Linked DNA regions of Homo sapiens: region 1 is linked to region 2. A link is a loop called in an ENCODE intact Hi-C map of the cell type or tissue named here. Cell type or tissue: PC-9. All regions are shown on one strand.

Region 1 (8,000 bases), 54 kb before region 2:
GTTTTAGTTTCACCATGTTGGCCATGGTTGGCCAGGCTGGTCTCGAACTCCTGACCTCAGGCGATCCGTCTGCCTTGGCCTCCCAAAGTGCTGGGATTACAGGCATGAGCCACCGTGCCTGGCCTCATCTGGGTTTTTGGATCTCAGCCTGAACCTCACCTCTTAGAGAGGCCTTTCTAAAGTAGAGGCCAGACTCAGGGATCTATTCCATCACTCTGTCTCATCGTCCTATTTTAATTCTCTATGTGACTATCGCATCCTGTAGGTTTTCGTGGTTCTATGTTAACTATCTCTCCTCGCTTGAATGTAAGCTTCTTATGCACAGGACCCTCATGTTTTTTTCTTGCCAATGTCTTCCCACCACCAAAATCAATGTTGTCACATGGTAGACAGTAAATACTGGTTGAAAAAATGAACATCAATAACCACAATAATAGTTGCTTTTTGGCAGCAGGTGCTGATTCAAATGGACTGATGTAAGACCAGGTACTGATTTAAGTGTTCACAAATACCATTTCATTTAGTTCTCTAAAATAATCCTAAATGCAAATATTATTTTCCCCCGTTAACTAAGAAGGAAATGAGGCTTAGGAGAGACTAAATAAGGTTCATGGCTACACCTTTATTAGGGTGCGGGGCAGGGCAGCCCCAACTAATCTATACCTCGACACACATCCTATCCTCTTTGATTACAGGCAGGAAAAGCTGATCCACCAAATTAAAGGTGGTGGCCTCGGGCTGACAAATCTCTGTGGAAGCCCAGGGTGAGGCCCCTTTGTTCTGAGCGGTGGCCTGTGTGAGCATTTGAGGAGGTGCTGTACAGCAAAGGCCCTATCCGTGGCACAGTCTTGATGAGTAACAGACAGACGTCTTTAGAGGCTTTGTTTTCACATCCTCTTTTTGAAAATGGATTTGCTTCCTTAAACACAGTTGGCTTCATCTTTTACATAATACACAGTCATATTACTGCCTTTCGTGAAGCCAGTGTCTTCTTGGCCTCCATGTGTGTCAGCTGAAGCTTTAGACTGTCTGACCACAGAAGCTGATGACCCACAGTCACTTGAATGCTTTCTTCTGTTCCAAGAACCGCACCTAGAGCACCATGGGGATGACCTCATGTCATCCTTGCAACAGCCCAGCTCTGGTTACCTAGCCCATTTTATGGATTAGAACCCTGAGGCTCAAGGGGGCTAAATTTGGCACCCCAAATCACATAACTAGTCCATGGCAGGGGTGGCACAGGATATGAACAAAGGACTGTGTACATTCCTACTGCCTATGTATGTCTGTGCAGCAGCCAGCCAAGAGGCATGTGTTATGTGATGCTTACTATTTATTACTTCTCTACAACAGGGATAAGATAATGATGATGACAATGATAACTCCCAGCCTTGTGATAGGACTTGAGCTTCATTATCTCACAATAGCCCCATAAGGGGTATAGTTGGGGCCCCCACCAGATACACTTTAATCTGCCAGGCACCACCCCGTAGCTGAGTGTTGGCTGCTCACAGGTTGCAGCTGCTTCCTTCTTCTGAATGCTCAGCTAAGGGGAGCCACCTTGCCTAGAAATGCCTGCTTTCCCCCTAGGGGTGGCCACAGACAATGAGTGACAGATATGGGGTGCAAAAGTCTGGTGCCTTGTCTCAAGGTTGCATAACTTTGTGGTGTTCTTCATGCTATGGTGGGATCAGGCTGAGGTGGGATCAGACTGAGAGGTTAAAATGCAGCTGAATCTACATTTTTCTTGGCTTCCTTTTTCTTTCTATCTTGCCACTCACATTCTCTTTCTGAGATCACTTGCACCAAGAATCTGTGTCTCAGGTCCTGCTTCTATAGAACTTCAGACAAGCCCTATGAATCCAGAACTATTGTCCATATTTTGCTGAGCGGGAGCGTGAAGCTGGAGGTGGCTGTCCCCACTTCATCTTGTCCTAGAGATGTGGCATGTCTCTGACCTCCTTAGCCGTGTTGGGAGTGTTCATCTGCAGTGCCCCTCTTTGAAACCACTGCCTCCCAAGGACCAGAGGTGCAATCTCATGGGCTGTGCTCCTCTGGGCCCACTCTTTTTTATCTTCATTCTTTCCCTGGCTTCTGTCTCATCCTGGTTGCCCATCACCCATCATGAACCATGGCCATGGGACACTCTCAGACAAGCTGGAGGCTGAGGTAACCATGAATTTGCCTTGCCCAGCATGATTTTCTTCCTGTGCCTTCTCCTGATAGTAATCCTGCCCTCCAGCTTTGCCCACAGTGTGGACACATGACCCAGGCTGAACCAGGGCACCATCCCTGGCTGGTTACAGAGATTGGCTCAGAAATGAGCACATTGCAGGAACATAAGTCCCTGGATGACCTTGGCCGACCCAGCTCTTCCCCTTCTTGCTTTTCATTCCTAGACAGAAACTACTGAAAATCCTGTAATAAGGAGGAAATGTCTGGAGCAATCCAGGCTACATTCTTATTCCTTCTAGAATAGGATGTTCTGCAGTGCTTGCATTCAGTGGTCCAAGTGGTACCCAGGGTATATAAACCCAGGATGGAGTGCTTTCAGAGTCCCTCAGCTAGAGTGTAATGTGAGGCATGCTTAGACTGCATCTGCCCTTGGCAGCATTCCTGAACCCTGGGGAACTGCTCATGGTGGACCCTGGGTTTCTGTTGATTTTTGCTGCTTAACTGTGAGTAACAAAGTTGCTTTTCATAAATTGTGCCAATGTTCTGTCTTCCCAGACTAGACCAAAAAATGCAAGTGGTGAGGGATTGGGGCTCCTTTTTTCTCCTTGCAACTGTCCTGATGGCGTGGGGACTGCTGCAGCAGCCAGGGCTGCTTTGAGCCCCAGAGTAAGAACCCTCGCAGAACTCTGGAAGCTGGGTTTGTGCAAAACCTCCTGCCAGACTTGAACTTTGCATACATTATCAAGCCAGGATAATTAGAGCCCTTCCTTGGGACTGTTTTATAGAAACTAAGGGAAAGGACAGCCTCCTGCCTCTCGAGTTTTTAGAAGGATTCAAATCTAGGGCTGTCAGCATTCATCTTTCCTGCCATGTGGGAAAGACCCTTCGGAGGTAATATACAGTATGCCGACATTCAGGAAGTGACAGCAGCAAGGCGTGGAGAGAGTAAACAGCAGTCTAACAACAGTGATGCAGTTCAGGGTCTGCCACACCTGGTGCACCCTGTCCTTCCTGCTGACACAAGCCAGCATAGGCTCTGTCATCGATTTCTGTCTGTTTCACCTTGAGATTATCCTGGCTTATCTGGGTGGCTTTATTTTAATCACAAAGATCCTTATAAGAAGAAAGCAGGGGAATCAGAGTCAGAGAGAAGAAGGCTAACTGGCAATAAAAACAGAGATTGGAGCAATTCAGCCAGGAGCCAAGGAGTGACGGCCACCTTTAGAAGCTGGAGGATGCAAGGAAACAAATTCTCTCCTGGAGTCTCCAGAGAAAATCAGCTTTGCTGACACCCCCATAAGATGATTTCAGCCCCATAAGACTCATTTCCAGCTTCTGACTCCCAGAATTGTAAGAGAATAAATTTGTGCCGTTTCAAGCCTCCAAGTCTGCAGTAATTTGTTACGGAGCAATAACAAATGAGCACACACCACTGCACCTCAAGTTTCTCACTTGTAAATTGGAAGTCTTGCCAAATTTAGCTGACCTGTGAGGCCTCATCTAACTCTCTTTTTCGTATTTGCATTCTATAATTATTCTCTTGGCTTTCTTTTGGGCTAGGCAGAATAAGTATCTATAGTATCTATCAGCTGGCTTTTTCAGACATTCAGAAATTGAGGAGCAGTGAGGTATAAGAAGGACACACAGCTCTGGCCAAGGCGAACCAGAACCCAGTCACTCATCTCTTCAGTTCTGTTAGATTACAAAGTCATAGAAGAGGTCTTTCTTGCTTATGTTTTGTTTGGATAAGAATAATTTGGGCCAATCCCAATGGCATTGGCATCATGAGATGACAACACAAGGTCAGACTAAGGGAGGACTTGAAAGTCAGAGTCAAGGTGATGAATAGCAGCCCTTCCCAACAGGCATTGAGTGTTAGAACCAATTATCAAGTTTATAAACAGCCACAAAGCTTCACAGTTTCCCAAGGTGGCACAGACACTTGCACACATGGGATTACTACTTTAGAATTAAAGTACTATGAGGACTTTTTCCCCCGACTTATTAAGGGGCCTTTTCATCTGAAGATCTTGATGTCCATTTCTGCCCAGTGAGAACTTAGAATTTTCAGTCTTCACCTGAGAAAAGAGGAAGAAAAACATCACAGAGGAGAAAGAGGAACAAAAATTTCCACCCTTATGTAAAGGTTCCTTAAACAACTGTGTTGAAACAGGGTCCTTAAACAACAGTAGTGAAAAGGACTACACTGAGTTATTTTAATAGGGTCATTGTTAATTCACTCTTTTTTCATTAAATCAGTAAATATTTTTCCACTTTATAAATGTCTGTCTACCTTATCCCAGGCACTGTTCTAAGCATTCGTGATACATTTTTGAATAAAAGTGGCAACCCCTCTCATCCACATGGGCCACACATTCTTAGGATGTCTGATGGAGCGTGGCATTACTGATTGTGAAAAGCTGATGGCTGTGGAATTAGAGGGCTTCCTCAGGTTCATTCCTGGGAGGTGAGTCACATTGTCAGCCTGTGTCTCCAGCAGCCATTCCTCCTTCCCCACTGTATTGCAAATATATTCTTAAATTTTCTGTATATTATGATGTTTTGACATCATCAAACATTAAACCCATTTTGGGTCCAGGGGAGACTGCCCCTCTGGGGCTAGCCAATTCCTAGAGATAACAAAAGGCCCAGCCTGGAGCGTGGTCTTTGTTTATTTATTTATTTATTTATTTATTTATTTTTTATGTTTGTTTGTTTCTCTTTTTGTTTTTTTTGAGAGAGGGTCTCATTTACTCTGTCGCCCAGACTGGAGTGCAGTGGTATGAACATGGCTTAATGCAGCCTTGACTTCCTGGGCTCAAGCCATCCTCCCACCTTAGCCTCCTGGGTAGCTGGGGTCACAGGCATGCACCACTACACCCAGCAAATTAAAAAAACATTGGGATAGAAACAGGGTTTCGCCTTGTTGCCCAGGCTGGTTTCAAACTCCTGGGATCAAGTGATTCTCCCACCTTGGCCTTCCAAAGTGCTGGGATTACCACACCTGGCCCTAGAGCATTTGATTAGCAAACTAACCAACCAGAGCCCTCCCTCATCTGACCCACACACCCCAGGAGACAATGTCTGTCTGCGTTCATCACTCCAGGGCCAGGTGCCAGGCAACCAGGGACCACCCCTGTAACCTAGAGCCCACTGAAATTCTTCAAACTAGCCAATCCTAAACTGTTCACCCTGCCCTACCTTGCTTTTTCCACAGAAACACCAAGGAAGGCTCTGGTCTAAACCTTGCCCTCACTCCTGTCTTCTGGCTCCTGACCACCCTGGTGTCTTCCCCTGTGGCCCTGCAAGGCATATCATGCTTCCTGTCTCTAGGACCTGTGAGTATAATAAACTTTGTTTTCCTGAGCCTCCCCTGTGTCCCCTGTTGTGCCCACACGGACTCATCCTCGCACAAAAGAACACAAAACAGCCACTCACCAAGCTCCTGTCTCTTTTAGTGGATGAGCACAGGGCCCAGCAGGAAAGGCTGGAGCTCATGGAGTCAGATTCTGTGATTCCAGTTTTGGCTCGGTCACCCCCTAGCTGTGGGACCTCAGGAAAGTCATTTTCAACCTCTCAGAGCCTCAGTTTTCTCAGCTGTAAGATGGAGGCGATAATGATGACTTTGTGTTGCTTCCATGAGGGTTAAAGAATGGAAAGTGCTGGGCCCAGAGTAGCTATGAGTCTCTCACCTGTTCTCGCCCCAATTATGGGCTGGACGAGCTCTGGTATAAACAGTTATTCTGGGATTGAAGTAGACATGGAACACGGAGGTAAGGAAACACCAGAACTGAGGGAGCCAAGCTCATTTGTAAATGGTAACCAGACAGCAGGCGCTGGGCAAGGGCATGGCAGGGAGAGGCCAGGTATCCACTTATTCATCCATTCAACAGACGTTCATCATGCCCTACTGTACACATGCTGGGCACTGTATTAAGACCCAGGGAGACTGAGAATAAGATGGGTACAGTCACGAGAAGGGGACCAATGGAAAGCAATACAATACAATCTGATACGTGCTCTGAAAGAGGGGTGCACTGGTGTGTTTTTGGAAAAGGAGGAGGGCCTATGTCCCACCTGGGCATGGGGAGAGTGTCAGGGAAGGTTTCACAGATCATGCAAGCACTAAATGGAAGGCATTAGCCAGGTGGAAGAGCATTCCAGGCAGGTGGGAAAACAAAGGGCAAGACTTAGTGACTTGGGGGAACCCAGGACATGAGTGTGGCTGGAGCTTAGGGGTCAAAAGGGAGAGAGAAAGGTGCAGAGGCCCTAAGAGGCCAGAACATGGGTGGCTTTTGATGTCAGGCTAGGGAACTTGTAAATATTAGCCTGTGATAATGAGGAGCTATTGGTGGCATTTTGGCAGGGAAAAGACACGACTAAGCTTGTGTTTTATTACTTTGACTGCATTGTGGAGAAGGAGTGGGGCAGAGGGAGCTGTTAGGGGAAGCAGAGCCAGCAGGAGGCTCTAGCTCAGTTCAGGTGAGAAACGATGACAGCTCTGGGAACATGGCAATGGGACTGGACTAGTGGTTCCCATTTGGCTGCATGTTGGAATTACCTGGACAAATTAAAAATAAAATACCCATGCCCCATTCCACAAAATCCAGCATCTGTTTATAATTAAAACTTTTAGCAAAATCAGACATACCTCAATGTAATAAAAGCCATCTATGACAAACCCACAGCCAACATAATACTGAATGGGAAAAAGTTGAAAGCATTCCCTCTGGGAACTGGAACAAGACAAGGATGCCCACTCTCACCATTCCTCTTCAACGTAGTACTGGAAGTCCTAGCCAGAGCAATCAGAAAAGAGAAAGAAATAAAGGCCATCCATATTGGTAAAGAGGAAGTCAAACAGTCACTGTTTGCTGATGATATAATCGTTTACCTTGAAAACCCTAAAGACTCCTCCAGAAAGCTTCTAGAACTGATAAAAGAATTCAGCAAAGCTTCTGGACACAAGATTAATGTACACAAATCAGTAGCTGTTCTATAAACCAACAGTGACCAAGCGGAGAATCAAATCAAGAACTCAGCTTTTTTATTACAAGAGCTGCAATAAATAAATAAATAAATAAATAAATAAATAAATAAAATAGTTAGAAATATACCTAACCAAGGTGAAAGACCTCTACAAGGAAAACTATGAAACACTGCTGAAAGAAATAATAGACGAAGCAAACAAATGGAAACATATTCCATGCTTATGGATAGGTAGAATCAATATTGTGAAAATGGCTATACTGCCAAAAGCAATCTACAAATTCAAGGCAATCAGCTTCAAAATACCACCATCATTCTTTGCAGAATTAGAAAGAACAATTCTAAAATTCATATGGAACCAAAAAAGAGCCCACATAGCCAAAGCAAGACTAAGCAAAAAGAACAAATCTGGAGGCATCACACTACCTGATTTCAAACTATACTATAAGACCATAGTCACCAAAACAGCATGGTACTGGTAAAAAATAGGCACATAGACCAATGGAACAAAATAGAGAACCCCGAAATAAACCCAAATACTTACAGCAAACTGATCTTTGACAAAGCAAACAAAAATATAAGGCAGGGAAAGAACACCCTTTTCAACAAGTGGTGCTGGGATAATTGGATAGCCACATGTAGGAGAAAGAAACTGGGTCCTCATCTCTCACCTTATTCAAAAATCAACTGAAGATGGATAAAGGGCTTAAATCTAAGACCCAAAACTTTAAAAATTGTGGAAGATAACATTGGAAAAACCCTTCTAGACATTGGCTTACTCAAGGATTTTATGACCAAGAACCCAAAAGCAAATAGCTGGGATTTATTTAAACTAA
Region 2 (8,000 bases):
GTAGTGTAACTCACTGTGTCTGCAATTTTCATCTGCACTTCTTTGGATGGCCAGGGGAATGGGGACTTAGGAAACCAAGGCAGAAATGCTGATTCTCTGGCTACTACTATTGCTGTGAGTAATAAATCGCCCTTTGTCTCTGACCCAAAAATCTCATGTCTTCTGCCAGCATTCATGAAACTGGCTGACTAACTTGTTACCTTGCAAGTAGGGTAAAATCTCTGATCCTTCACAGCTTTTCACTTCCACGCCTCCAAATTTCTTAGTATTACAATCTTTGGTTAAATTTGTATCAAATGTATTTATAATTTTTACTGCATAAAAATTGTATCATGATGAGCCGAGTAGCATGCTATGATTCTACCTCCTTTTTGGCCCCATAAGTCAATCACTGCCTTTGAAAAATTTTTAGTTGGTGAGTTTTCTTTTACTCTGGTCAAGTAGTCCCTTGCTTTTTGACAGCTCTATAATACAGAAAACACAACTCACGAGTCAGCTGTCATATAACCTAGCAGTTCTTTCTTTTGACTGGGGTTCTGCCCCTGGAAGCCACCACCATCCTGCTTTAATATGTACGGATTGCTTTTTAGGCTCTAGGCTGCATGGTTGAGCCCGGGGGCAGGCTTCGCAACCCATATTCATGGCCTCCTCTCCCTTCCTCCACCTGCTGTGGAGGTTGGATAAGCCGTTCACTTAAAAAGCTTTTACCTTTTCTTTTCCCCAGCCTTTCCTGCAGTCCAGGTGGCTATGGAAAACTTCTGGCAGGTGAAATGTGAGTAGAGGCTTATCAGGCTGGGGTGGGGAGGGCAGCTGGGTTCAGGGAAGGTTTGTCCTTTTTTGATAAAAGAGACAAGTGGACCCAGATGCCACTCCTTTCCTCCTGGCTGGACTCTGGGTATGACACCAGGACCTGTGGCAGCCATTTCTGTGACAGGACAGACAGGTATATGGCTGGCAGAGTCTTTAAATCAAGCTATAGCTGAAGATAGTCTTGTTCTAGACATTTGTTGGTGTGTGTGACATGAGTGAATACATTTCCTTTTTGCTTAGGCCATTCGGGGTTGGAATCTCCATTTCTTGTAATGAAAAAGTACAAGTGAATGCAAAACCTATTTGCTGTCCCTAAGTAGGTAATGGAGAGTGTAATCATACCCAAGAATCTATGAGGTGGTCATTTCAGAAAATGGGTTTAATGATGATTGTATGTTTTATTTTTGGACAGAGAATTCTTAGTTTTGGTGGTGTTTCTTCCATGTTCCCTTTGTAAGTTTTATAATGATTGCATAAAATGCTGATGGGGGCAAGTGGGAAAGCAGGAGCTGTGGTGACGGGTTCTCCAGATCTAATTAGGCTAACCTTGGACCTTACAGTGACTTTTCTTGAAAGTACCTTATTTTATAACTCAAATAGTAACATTATGCTAAATTATGCTTTATTACTCATAAATAATTCATGTCCATAATTTAGTATTCCTAGCATTCTGAATTGCTTCACTTAGCAAAGAGCAAAATTGCTCTCCCAAAACTGCTCATGATAAAAAGACTTCAAGTTACAGATCCAATTATTGGTTTGTTGTTTTCTACCTACTCACAGCTCTTTCTGGATTAGAAATTAATATGCTATTAGGATATTATGATGACTTATATAAAGCAAGAGAATTGTGAGTGGTGGGTTTATAGTGGAAATCTAGAGCAACTAAATGGGAATTTTAGAAACAGTTATTCTTAAGGGTCAGACATCTTTAAGATGCAATGAGTGGCTTCAGAAGCTGACTCAGCCAGGATCTTTAAACGTTAATACTGTTTGACCCTTGAGAGAAGACATATTCTGTCAATTACCTTGTCAACTCAGCACCCAAGGGAGGGTTTGGAGAAGTAGTTCCTTTTTAATCTTAGTATAACATCAGCAAGGTGTGGACATGAAGTTTGAGAGTTAGGTGGGAGAGGATGGACGTTCTTGGAGTGCCGTGTTTGTGTAGGCCATTCTCTTGGGAGCTAATTCATTCTGCTTTTTCTTTTTTTTTTTTTTTTTTGAGACAGGGTCTTGCTCTGTCTCCCAGGCTGGAGTGCCGTGGCACAATCTTGGCTCACTGCAACCTCCGCCTCCCGGGTTCAAGCAATTCTCGTGCCTCAGCCTCCCTAGTAGCTGGGACTACAGGTGCCCACCACCACACTGGCAAATTTTTGTATTTTTAGTAGAGATGGAGTTTCACCATGTTGGCCAGGATGGTCTCAATCTCCTGACCTCATGATCCACCTGCCTCGGCCTCCCAAAGTTCTGGTATTACAGGCATGAGCCACCTCGCCCGGCCTGCTTTTAAGGTATCTCTCTGTGTTCCCAAAACACTGAGGGTGTGGGGCTCCATCCTATTCTTGTGCCCTTTTATTTGATACCTCTGAAGTGCAGCCTCATTAGCTGATAGCTCAGACTCCGAGGTGCCCCTTGCTCATGGGGTTCCCTCAGAAGAAAACCTCTTCCCATTGTCCTTGGCCTTGGAGAAACCTTCAGCTCCTTCAAGGCACCACCTGAGCCTTCACTCATGCTCGCAGAATTATTAATAATTACCATCCCACAGCACTGCTGCCTGTGGTTTTAGCTGGGGCTCATTTTGCCTGTAGGTGGTAGTTGGGTACGTCTGTAACCTTCACTAGTGAAGCCTCTCGATGGTAAGGTTTATGCTTGATACATCTTTTCATTTACTCGCAGATAGAAGGTGCTCACTTCAACATTTGTTAAGAGAATCAGGGGAGTGGTATATATCATCAGGCAAAGACCAAGAGCTGTTTGTTTGTTCTGTGACCTTGAACAAGTCACTAAACCTTGTTATAGGTCTTGCTTTCCTCATCAGTAAAGCAAGATAATAGTACTTACTTCCAGGACATGGTGAGTATTGGTCCTAACACATGCAACTGCTTAGGTCATTTTAGCACAAATAAATGGCAGTGATTATCATTAGTCATTGCTGGTAAAATGCCCATTTTACTGCTTTGAATTGACCAGAAGTTAAACTGTACCCTTCAGAGGCCTCTATAAATTGAGGGCATATTATGTCCATAGTCACCAGTGCTAAAAGTGTTTGTTCTGTGTTTCCCCCAATGATGACCTTGGTGTTGACGTGTCAAGTTCAGGGAATTGCAGAAATGAGTCACTCTAGTTGCTATCATTGCCCTTTTGCCTGTTGCTGGCCATATTTGTTTTCATAGCAAAATCTGATAAACTTCTTCCTCCTTCCCTCCCAGCGTCTACTAAACACCTGCTATTGAGCCAGGGTCTGTGGTGGAGACAGAGGAATGAGTAAGGCCTGTCATTCAGCATGCCCAGTAATCAGCATGACTTATTATGGATTTAGTCAGCAGAGTTGCAGAACCACTAATAAGCAGAAATTTAGGTAATAGTGTCAAGTTATTCATGTTTTGTAATTGCCACCCCTGTTGTTTGCTCTATGATCAGAAAAGTTGTTCTGGTGGTTTATGGCTTCACAAATGAGTTTAGTTTAGGTTTCCATTTTCTTTTCTTTTTTTTTTTTTTAAATTAAAGACTTTTTTAGAGCAGTTTTAGGTTCACAGCAAATGTGAGAGGAAGGTACAGAGATATTCCATATACTCTGCCCCCATAAACACATAGCTTCCCCCCGTTATCAATAGATCCCACCAGAGTGGTGCATTTGTTACACTTGATGAACCTACACAGACACATCATTATCACCCAAAGTCCATTATTTACATTAGGGCTCACTCTTGGTGTTGTACATTCTGTGGGTTTGAACAAATGTACAATGACATGTATCCACCATTATAGTATCATGTAGAGTATCTTCACTCTCCTAAAAATCCCATCTTTCACCTATTCATCTTCTCCTCCCTTTAGGTAACCTGTTTCTATAGTTTTGTCTTTTCCAGAATGTCATACAGTTGAAATCATACAGTATGTAGCCTTTTCAGTTTGGCTTCTTTCTCTTTGCAATATGCGTTTACGGTTCCTCCGTGTCTTTTCCTGGCTTGATAGCTCATTTCCTTTTGGCACTGAGTAACATTCCATTGCCTGGATGTAGCAAAGTTTATCCACTCATCTACTGAAGGACATCTTGGTTGCTTCCAGGTTTTTGGCAAGTGTGAATAAAGCTGCTATAAACATCTGTGTGCAGGTTTTTGTATGGACATAAATTTTCAACTCTTTTGGGTAGATACCAAGGAGCACAATTTTTGGTAAGAGTGAGAAACTGCCAAACTGTCCTCCAAAGTGGCTGCACCATTTTGTATTCCCGGCAGTAATGAATGAGGGTTCCTGTCGCTCCACCTATTCATCAGTGTTTGGTGTTGACAGTATTCTGGATTTTGGTCATTCTAATAGGTGTGTTATGGTAGCTCGTTGTTTTAATTATATTTGTAAGTGTGAGAATGAAGAACTCTCCCAAGGCTCTTCACGCTCTTAGCCTGTGGTGCTGTAGACTTGGGCCTACTTTCTCATTAGTTTTCTTTCCGTATAAAGGGATGGCCCCTACTCACCTCAGTTTACTGAGGATGCTGCTGACACAAGAAATGGTCAGCAGACTGAGACACAGCTTTGACCCTGCAAAATAAGCTGAGCATGACCTGTGTGTGTTCTTGGCCTCTCCCCAAACAAGAAGAGAAGTTGCAGCTTTGTGAAGTGATAAGGGAAAGTGAATAAAAATGTATGAGAAAATCCCCCTCCCTCAGCCTTTCTCAACCTGGGTTCTGCAAGAGATGTAAGCTCTAATACCCTGAGAAGAGTGTTGTATGTGATGGATTAACCGCAGTCCCATGCATCAAGAATAGCAGTAGCCATGTACCATGCCTGGGAGAATTGAGAAAACTCACACCAGTCATTTTCTGTGCTCTGTAGGTCAGATGAGGCATCCCAATTGAGAAAGGCTGAAAGACTACGTAGGATCCTTTGGGTTAATTGAATGCAGATTCTGTATTTGTTTTCTTAGGCATCTCTTAATTGCGTGTTTGCTGTAGTAAGATTTCTGCTGTGTGTAATGTGTGTCCCCCTCCCCCAAGCCAATTGTTTTAGAAGTTTCCTTTGAATCTGGGTTCTAAATGTACATTTGTGAAAATATGCCTACTTCCAAGGTGCTTTGGGGTATGTGAAAACTAAATTGGCAGTAGGTGGGCATCAGGCTGTTTTGTTTCTTGAAGAAGGTGCTTGTTGGTGACCTGTTTATTTGTCCATTCCACACACCCTGATTGAAGTTGCCATGTGCTGGGAACCAGGGTCATCAGGAGGAATGCAGTGTGGGATGATTTGTAAACCAAGAGTATACTGTCTCCTGGAGGTGATGCTCTGCTAAAAGAAGGCATGATAACCTGTGTGACTTATAGAAGCTGAGTGGTAGGACTTACAGACGGAGGCTTCTATTCCTGTTTGCATGGGATGTAGGGGGTTGGGGCAGAAAGAGAGAGAAAGAGAAAGAGTGGGGGGTAGAGAGAAAGAGGTTTTGTGTGTGTACGCTGTGGGGCAAGAAGGCAGAGTTCTTCAAAGGCCTTTGCATCTGGGCAATTGCCAGTGGTTGGCTGAGCTTGACCGGGACACTGGAATGCGGTTTGTGTGGGAAGAGCTGTGAGGCTGAGCTGGAGAAGAGGGTAGGAGGCAGGTAATGCATAGCCAGCCTTCCCGGCATGGAACTGAGACTCTATCAGTACCCATCGGGGTCACCAAAGGAGGTCAGACTGGAGAGAGGCATGACCAGACGTGCCTGTCAGAGATGGCCACGGTGACCCTTTGCAGTGGGGTGCACTGCTGGGTGGCTGTGTTGGACATTTGGAGAAAGGAGAGGCTTCTATGAGCCGGCAGTATAAGTTGGATGGAGGGAAGAGGATGACTTGGGAAATGATGGGAACTATTAAGGCACCCTTGAATGACCCAAGAATCTCAGGCAGTTGATCCAAGTGGTTATAAAGATGGGTGGCGGCTCCATCCTGGATTATTGAATGTGTGCTATTGAACTACTTTTATTCCAATAGTTTCCAGAGGTTGAGAAGCTCATCTTTACGCTTACTGTGTGCCAGGCAAACTAAGCTCTTCATGTGCTTTTGTGTAATTCTCATGACAACTCCACAGAGAAATGGAGGTATGGAGAGGTTAGTAACTTGCCCACGATCACAGCTGACACGTGGCGAAGCTGGGCTTGAACCCCTCTCTGGCTCCAGTGCCACAGTCCAGCCTTTCTCAACATGTCCTCATTATAAACCCTGTCTGTCCCAAACTTTCTGAGACTCTGAGCAGGGATGGGGGCCGTCCCTACTCCTTTGACCTGGCCAGGGAGTGGGTAACTGCCCAACATACAAAGTAGCTGTCAGAAGAACTGAGAGAACCTTGCGCATTAATGTGGTCCATAATGAGCCCTTGGGGATATAACACTAGAGGAAAATTACAGGTTTTGATGATTTAGTTAATAAGAAAGTGAAAGATTTGTGAGAGGTGGACATTTAGTCAAGTTTGACCAGTAACTTTAAAGGTTCGTTTTTTTGTTTGTTTTTGAGACAGGGTCTAGCTCTGTAGCCCAGGTTGGAGTACAGTGGTGCGATCTCGCCTCACTACAGCCTCCATACAGAGCTTTTTTTTTTTATAGGTCTCATTTTTGTGTGTTAAATCCTTTCTTTGATTTTAGTCTTTTAATTTAATCCTTTTATCTATCCCTTGAGGGTAAATATTTATTTAAAATGAAAATTTCATGAAAATAGTAATTAATTATTTAGAAAACAATGAAAAATTCTCTTAAGACCTCATTTAAGATTTTTTGCTCCAAAACATTATGTAGAAAAACTTCTTTTCTCATGCAGCCATTTACGTAGTTAACAGGCTTCTGAACAGTCAGGGTCTTGCCTTAGCAGCCTGACTTTCTCAGCCATCATGCCACCTGGCCCAGAGCCATGGAAACTCAGGTTGCCTGTATTTTCTGAGCCTTCTGTATGCCTGGATTCCTTGGTATTTTTGTTGGAATTAGCACTTACAGAACAACTTAAAGTACGTTTATTCTGGCAGGTATAGGGTGGAGCCATTAGGGTTGCTGGGGAAGCCGGTGTGGTTAGAGAAGGAAGTCATGGCTGAGTATCTGGGCAGGGTGGGCGGGGACCTTGTGGGTGAGCTCATCACTTCCCCATAATTCAGCTGTGGGGTGGTGGTGGGAGCTGGCGACGAAGGTCTGGGATGTTTCTAGGCAGGGCACCTCTTACTAGCTTTGTTACCTTGTGTAAGATTGAGTATCTCTGCGTCTCTTTGGTCATTTGTAGAATGGGTTTAGTTATCCCTATCTTAAGTCCTTTCCAGGATTAGGTGTAAGAATCAAATAAAATGTCTTCGAAAGCTCCTGGGAAGCTCCTGAATGCATCTTACCTTTTTGCAAGCACTTACTTACAAAGTGCTCTTCCTTCCAACCCAGAGCACTGCGTCGCTCACTTCTATCACTCTGGTGAATTGTTCTAAGTGTAAATTCTCACAGGGGCCAGGCAGGTGTGAAAATGATTGAAGTGGGTGGCCTAGGCAAGGCCATGACATATATCTGTCACCTACTTGAAATGCCAGTCTTGTTTTCATGGAAGGAAATCTTTCCTGATCTTATGATGCATGATGTAACGTGCATGAGTTTGTCCTAGAGTCATGGAACAAACACATGAGGCCAGACATATATGTATAGTCATGTACACATATTCATGAACCGCAGGGCTGCTGTTCAGTGAGTGCGCCCCAGCATGGCTCCGCTGATTGTTAAAACACCACTTGGTAATCAGCCACTGCCCAAGCCCCTTACCTCCATCCTTGTGTCCCCCACCCCAGATCCTCTGGATGTCCCTATCAGCCAGCAGCTGAAAGGGCTGAGGCCTGGCCTGGTCTCTGGGACCTTCCCTAGGCCAGGGACAGACACTGTGCCTTATGCCTGACAGGGGCCAGAGCTCTGCTCGTTGTTAAATATGTTGATTGTCACCTCTGTGGACAAATCCATTATTTTCATACACATAGGTAGATATTGGAAGAGA

What was found. A loop is a pair of places that touch in the nucleus more often than their neighbours do. Peaks named below come from ENCODE experiments on the same cell type or tissue, not always from the same donor. Only the 100,000 strongest peaks of a DNase experiment are listed, where the experiment ranks them.
Region 1: it touches region 2 in a loop (2.9-fold over the local background); 3 of 110 quality-filtered maps call a loop at or near these places.

Annotation. Positions count from the first base shown.
Region 1 is chr2:134,732,974-134,740,973 of GRCh38, reverse strand. No RefSeq gene overlaps it. Among named protein-coding and RNA genes, the nearest start is that of TMEM163, 18 kb to the right of the region's middle. RefSeq lists an enhancer at 969-1,188. In PC-9, no CTCF peak of the experiment used is centred here; a DNase peak (open chromatin) is centred at 4,603.
Region 2 is chr2:134,678,955-134,686,954 of GRCh38, reverse strand. The region is part of intron 2 of TMEM163 (transmembrane protein 163); the gene reads left to right. Among named protein-coding and RNA genes, the nearest start is that of TMEM163, 36 kb to the left of the region's middle. RefSeq lists an enhancer at 3,132-3,201. In PC-9, no CTCF peak of the experiment used is centred here; a DNase peak (open chromatin) is centred at 3,174; H3K27ac peaks cover 2,493 bases.